2 separate regions of the Homo sapiens genome follow, and region 2 is linked to region 1. A link is an interaction called in ENCODE POLR2A ChIA-PET data of the cell type or tissue named here. Cell type or tissue: OCI-LY7. All regions are shown on one strand. Each heading gives the region's core, and the rest is flanking DNA. Links, peaks and the distances in the headings are about the cores only.

The links. Peaks named below come from ENCODE experiments on the same cell type or tissue, not always from the same donor. Only the 100,000 strongest peaks of a DNase experiment are listed, where the experiment ranks them.
Region 2: POLR2A ChIA-PET joins it to region 1 with 10 read pairs; 5 of 35 experiments call an interaction of 5 or more read pairs at or near these places.

Annotation. Positions count from the first base shown.
Region 1 is chr21:34,873,364-34,876,283 of GRCh38, reverse strand. The region is part of intron 5 of RUNX1 (RUNX family transcription factor 1); the gene reads left to right. All of the region lies in intron 1 of RUNX1-AS1 (RUNX1 antisense RNA 1), which reads right to left. Among named protein-coding and RNA genes, the nearest start is that of RUNX1-AS1, 39 kb to the right of the region's middle. In OCI-LY7, for the core only: no CTCF peak of the experiment used is centred there; a DNase peak (open chromatin) is centred at 1,403; H3K4me3 peaks cover 733 bases; H3K27ac peaks cover 911 bases.
Region 2 is chr21:34,965,654-34,968,573 of GRCh38, reverse strand. All of the region lies in intron 2 of RUNX1 (RUNX family transcription factor 1), which reads left to right. Among named protein-coding and RNA genes, the nearest start is that of RUNX1-IT1, 72 kb to the left of the region's middle. In OCI-LY7, for the core only: no CTCF peak of the experiment used is centred there; no DNase peak of the experiment used is centred there.

The DNA of each region.
Region 1 (2,920 bases), core at 118-2,617:
GAAAGTAGATCTCCTTGAAACCACTGGCCAGGCCTTTGGATGGCCATCAGGTATGCCCACATATCATCACGGGTAAAGGGGAGGGGGCCTATTCTGTCATTGAAAGGACAGTCGCTTCCCTCGTACTGTGTCCACACCCAGCCCTGTAAGGCCAAGTGTTCTGTGGCCTGTCAGGATGGCGTTGAGTTTCTTGGCGGAATTTGTGTTTACATTGACCTCCCTGGCAGCTTTAATCTTGCCCACTTTCAAAATAGTATCCTTTCCCAACACATTTATACAATGAAATTCCTTCGGTATGTTCTTGCTGTGAATATCTTCCCAGACATAATATTTATCCTGTCACAATCTGGGTTATTGCATATTTGTGTAATGTTAGTTGCTTAAGGCATTTTCATTCTTAAATTATTCTACATTATTTGGGCTAAAGTGTGGGAGGTTGCCCTTCAGGTGAGTGGAAGACTGTGGTCAAGAGGAAGGGAAGGTACATTTAGGGAAGGATAAACGGTACTGATATTCTAAACAAAGAGACATGGCTTGGCTTTATGTAGCGGTTGTTACCAAGAGATGATCTGAATGACTCGCAGTATTATCGTAGGATCCCAGTCCTTCTCTATTCTATTAACAGATTCATATAATAGAAGAAGGAAAAATTCATCTGACCACCCCAGAGTTGTTTCACGGGTAATGTTCATGGTATAAACTGGCAGTCAGATCTCCTGGAGAGAATATAAGGAAAAGACATGAGTTATATTAAAATCAACTCTCCCATTTTCCCACTTTCTTCTGTTACATACTGATCTACACTTTAAAATAATATATATACTGAAATCTGTATTCAGATCTCATTGCAAGCAAATATAGATGAATAAAGACCCAGTCTCTGATATACCAAGCCTCAACCAGCCCTAACAAATGCTGCTTTTCGACGGGCAGGTCAAAAGCTTGCCTCCATGATCTGATGTAGAATTCATCTCTAGAGACCAAGTTTCTCATTTCGGTTTCACATTTGCCAATAAAAGGATAGCAACACTTTCCTAAAGCAAGTTGCTCCCTGCCCTGCTTAAAGCCTGGGGTGGCCCAGTCATGGCAAGGACCAGCAGGAAAAGCTTTCTTGAAAACTGCTTGTGCTTGCAACAGGCAGTTTCGCAGTTGATCCCTTCATAGTTTTCTTGCTGATTTTGTGAAGTGTCAGGCATTGCTGATGGCGTCACACAGCTTTTTTAAATTGAGGTTATTTGTATGAACAATATTTTATAGTTTGATGGGCAGAAGCTGTACTTCTCTCCACCCACCCTCAACCCCTTCCTTGCCAGCCGGCTTGTGTTTGGTGGAGGCATTTCTTTTTGGTCGGGACAGAAGACTATCAATCAGAAAGTGCCTGCAAGAGAAATAATGGTTGAGTGATTTTTAGAGCTTCCTGTTTCAGCAACAAGCATTATAGACATAAACAGTGATCCAGCCAACGGCTGCAACCCTGCTCTGGTTCTAATAAATCAGTTTTGTATTTTCTTTTTTGTGCTGGTTGGCAAGGGGCAAGAGAGGGTGGAGAAGGTTGGCTAAAGAAGAACATATTCTGTGTTTCTGGTTTTTTTGTTGTTTTTTTTTTAAGGAAAAATTACTTGTTGACAAGGAGAGATGGTGTACTGTCTTTTTTTTTTTTTTTTTTTTTTTTTGAGACAGAGTTTCCCTCTTGTTGCCTAGGCTGGAGTGCAGTGGTGTGATCTCAGCTCACTGCAACCTCCACCTCCCAGGTTCAAGCGATTCTCCTACCTCGGCCTCCCAAGTAGCTGGGGATTACAGGCATCCACCACCACGCCTGGCTAATTTTGTATTTTTAGTAGAGACGAGGTTTCACCATGTTGACTGGGCTGGTCTTGAACTCCTGATCTCGGGTGGTCCACCTGCCTTGGCCTCCCAAAGTGCTGGGATTACAGTCGTGAGCCACCGTACCTGGCCGGTGTACTGTCTTAAGGCTGTTTTCTTTCTGTAGATGATTATGACACAAGTTCAGATCAGTAAAGAGATGTTTATGAATAATCATATACTGTCAATATGGGGAGAGTGTATGCTTTTGAAGGCTTCATTGATTCTTAGCCAGTGGAGTGTGTGTGCGTGTGTGTGTGCGTGTGTGCAAGGGGGAGAGAGAGAGAGAGAGAGAGAATGAGAATATCCATACTTCCATTGAGAGACTTCTTGGGCCAAATTATCTTTGAGGACTAAATTCATGCTAATAACATCTTCTCATCTAAAGCCCAAATAAAGCAATTAATGGAAATTAATAAGTGAGCAGTGTGGATTTAATGAGCTGCCTATGAATACTATGACATGCGCTCGTTTTGTCGGCTCCCTGGCGGGGCATGGGGACAGATCGCAGCACTTCAACGTCTGTATTTATAAACATGCATTCCTGGACTTCAGGCAGCGCGCATACTCCATCATTGGTTCTGCTGTGAGTCCTACATTCAACGGAGATGTATTTTGATCTCTGTTGAAGACAGAGCAATCGACGGCATTCAGTTTGCACTGCACTGATTTGGGATTCCAGTACATTGCCCAGTCCCTGTTAGTCTATATTGGGCAGCATGTCCCATTCAGGAGCTCCATTTGACATCACCGAACGTTCTCCAATGAAGGTGTCAGGCAGTTGAGGTCCATAGAGGAATCCCAGCAACTTCCTTTGAGAGGCTCACGGCCATTCTGCTGCTAGACTGAAAATGCGTTTCCTCTGATTTCCTTAGTGAGGAAGCATTCATTTAGGAGCCATTTAAACTGTGTTTTTCTCAAAGAAGATGTAAGTACATTTCCTGTTTATTTCTCAACTTAGATTAATTTGGGCTTTTACCTTGAGATTTAAGACCATCATTAAGAATGTATGGGCAGGGCCATCTGCAGAACTACCCCACCTCCCCCATCACCTATC
Region 2 (2,920 bases), core at 266-2,765, 92 kb before region 1:
AGAACATTCTAGAGGGTCTTAGTCTTGAATAAGAAGGCAACAGGGAGGCCACTGAGGAGCGGTAAGGTAGGAAAGGTGTTTGCCTCATGAGGATGTGGAGGATAAGTTTTCCCAATGGTAGCAAAGCCACCCTCTTCCGTGCTGGCTGCCCCACCTGTGGCTCCCCAGGCCACCGCTTTCGGAGGGTCTTGTCCCACATTTGGACTCTTCAGAGGCCACGCCAAAGGACCCTTTCTACCAGGACCTCCATTTCTGAAGCTTCCTAGCATCCTCTCTGATGATCCCATACTGCCTTGCAGCTCTAAGAGACTCTGCGAAGAGACACATTGCTTTGGAGGAATCAGCCCCAGGCCAAAGCAACAAGCAACACCAGAGTCCTGCGGAGAGCTGAGAAGCAACTCGCCCACTCAGACATAGACACACAGATGGACAAACTGGGATGCAGTCCTGGATCTAAACAACTCTGCAACCTGCCTCCTGGGGACATTCACGCCCTTGCCACAGTTGCAGGAAGCTGGATCGGGCGTTTGGGGCTGGTGAGGGAAATACAGCAGCCTGGAAATGTCAATCAGTGTTTTTCTCAGACTTTAAGGCACTGGGAAGTGGGGCCAGGGAGGCGTCCACTGTTTCTCTAGTTGCCTCAGCCACAGCACCTACATTAAGGAGGCTGCAAAACTGGTTTCAATCTGACGTGGAAAAGATGTCTTTCAGCAATTGGTGATTATATGAATTGCCACTCCCTTCGATGGAAGCTGCCTTGGAAATAAAGGCAGTTGCCCTAGTGAGTTCAGTGTGGTTTTGTCAGTCTTCTAGCTGCAGTCTTTCACTCAAACATTTGAGACCCTGCTAGGGAGAGCTCAGAGGATCCCAGTGTTGGGATTAATGAGTCACCCTCACTGTCACAATCACCTCAGGCCTCGTCATTTTATGTAATGTGACTCTGTGTCACTTCTCACCACTATGGGGCTGGAGAATCCTTTTCTCTTTAAAACACTACATTAGACCTTTTCAACTTAACACCAGACTCTTAGACACCCTGTGCATGCCTGCAAAAGGGCTGATTTGAGACAACACTGAGATCCTGTGTTCAGGGCTGGATGGCGAAGTTCAGCCTCCCCCGTGACACTGACGTGGCACAGTTGAGTCTCGGTGGCCTGGTGAGGGGTCCATCCATGATTCCATCAGTCCAGACGAAAGCTCAATGGGAAAACGCTATTCTTCTTTTTTTTTTTTTTTTTTTTTTTTTTTTTTTTTGAGACCGAGTCTCACACTGTCGCCTGGGCTGGAGTGCAATGATGCGATTTTGGCTCACTGCAACCTCCACCTCCCAGTTTCAAGCGATTCTCCTCCCTCAGCCTCCCAAGTAGCTGTGATTACAGGCGCCTGCCACCATGCCTGGCTAATTTTTTGTATTTTTAGTAGAGATAGGGTTTCACTATGTTGGCCAGGCTGGTCTCGATCTCCTGACTTCATGATCCACTCGCCTTGGCCGCCGCGCCCGGCCTGGGAAAATACTATTCTTAAAAACACGTTTGTGAATGTGTTTTCATTACATCCCTAAGATTTTTTTCCACTTACTGAAGAAATTGGATAATTGCATGAATAACCTTTTTATTTTTTAAATATGCCCTTACTCTTAGGACCCCTGCGCTCTCCTTCCTTCACCTCATCTGGCACATTTTCATGAAGAGAACGATTTACAGCCACTGCAGTTCTCTCGTTTGTAGCCTCCATCACCATAAAAAGTGAAAATCGAAAACTCTTGGGTGGAAATTAATGTAGATACAACATTACTACAATTCTTTTATGGCGTATATAACCATAATAGCATTTTCAGTGGGAAAAGCAAAAATAAATAGAAGGGCAAATGATGTTAATTTCCATTTGCAGCAAACGCATAATCAGATCAATTATCTGATCCTTGGGGAAAAAGTAAGTTGTCATTGATTGGTGGGGTGAAGCCTTCTCTGAATGTCCATGACAGAGTGAGATACTTATGGTGTTGTACATTGAAAGCAGTCAATGAGGGGGTGTGGGTTGGGGGCTACCTCACGCCTTCCTCTGGACAGCAGGGCAGTAAACCAAAGCATCTTCTTCTCCCTTCATTGGCCATGTGGCTTTAGGCAAGTGGCTTAACCATTTGGAGCTTGATTTCCACATCTGCTAACTGGGGATAATAAAAGTATCCACCTCATAGCATTGTAAGGTTAAATAAATTGATCCATAGAATGCACTTAAAGTGGCGTGAGGCACTTAGTAAACCCTTGAAAAATGTTTGCTTATCATTTATTATTATTTTAATTATTATTCATGATGCAAGGTAAAGAACAACGTTTGGACTTAGATAATGAAAATCCAAATTTAAGCTCCACTACTTTCTTGCCTTGTGATCTTGGGCAAATTAACCACTCTCAGCCTCAGTTTTCTGATCTGTAAAACAGGGCTCTATCTAATGTATAGAAGTGTGCAGATGAAGTGGGGTAAGAAATGCAAGAGCACTATGTAACTGAATGTGAGACCTCACCAATGTGCCTTTCTCCTGGGGACATCAGAGACCCACAGGAGGGGACTGCTCCATCGAGACCGCCCTGGGATGTGGCTGGCACATAGCCATCCCTGTCCTGGCATGCAGCAGTGAGGATGCTTACTTTCCCAAACTGTTAACCACAGGCCACACAGGTGTCACCAGGTGTGACCCTTAGCAATGTCCTCCTCAGCTTCTCTTTGCAGCTCTGGGGCCAGGTCAGAGAATGGCAAGGCACAAGGAGGTAGATACTTGATTCGGAAATGCCCTAGATTTCAGAGCATCCAGCTTCACAGGACTCCCCTGCCTGGGTGTGTGTGTGTGTGCTCTGTGTCACAGATTTTCATCTCGAGAGTCCCATAACTGGTGAGTATGACCACCAGGAATTCTAGGGAG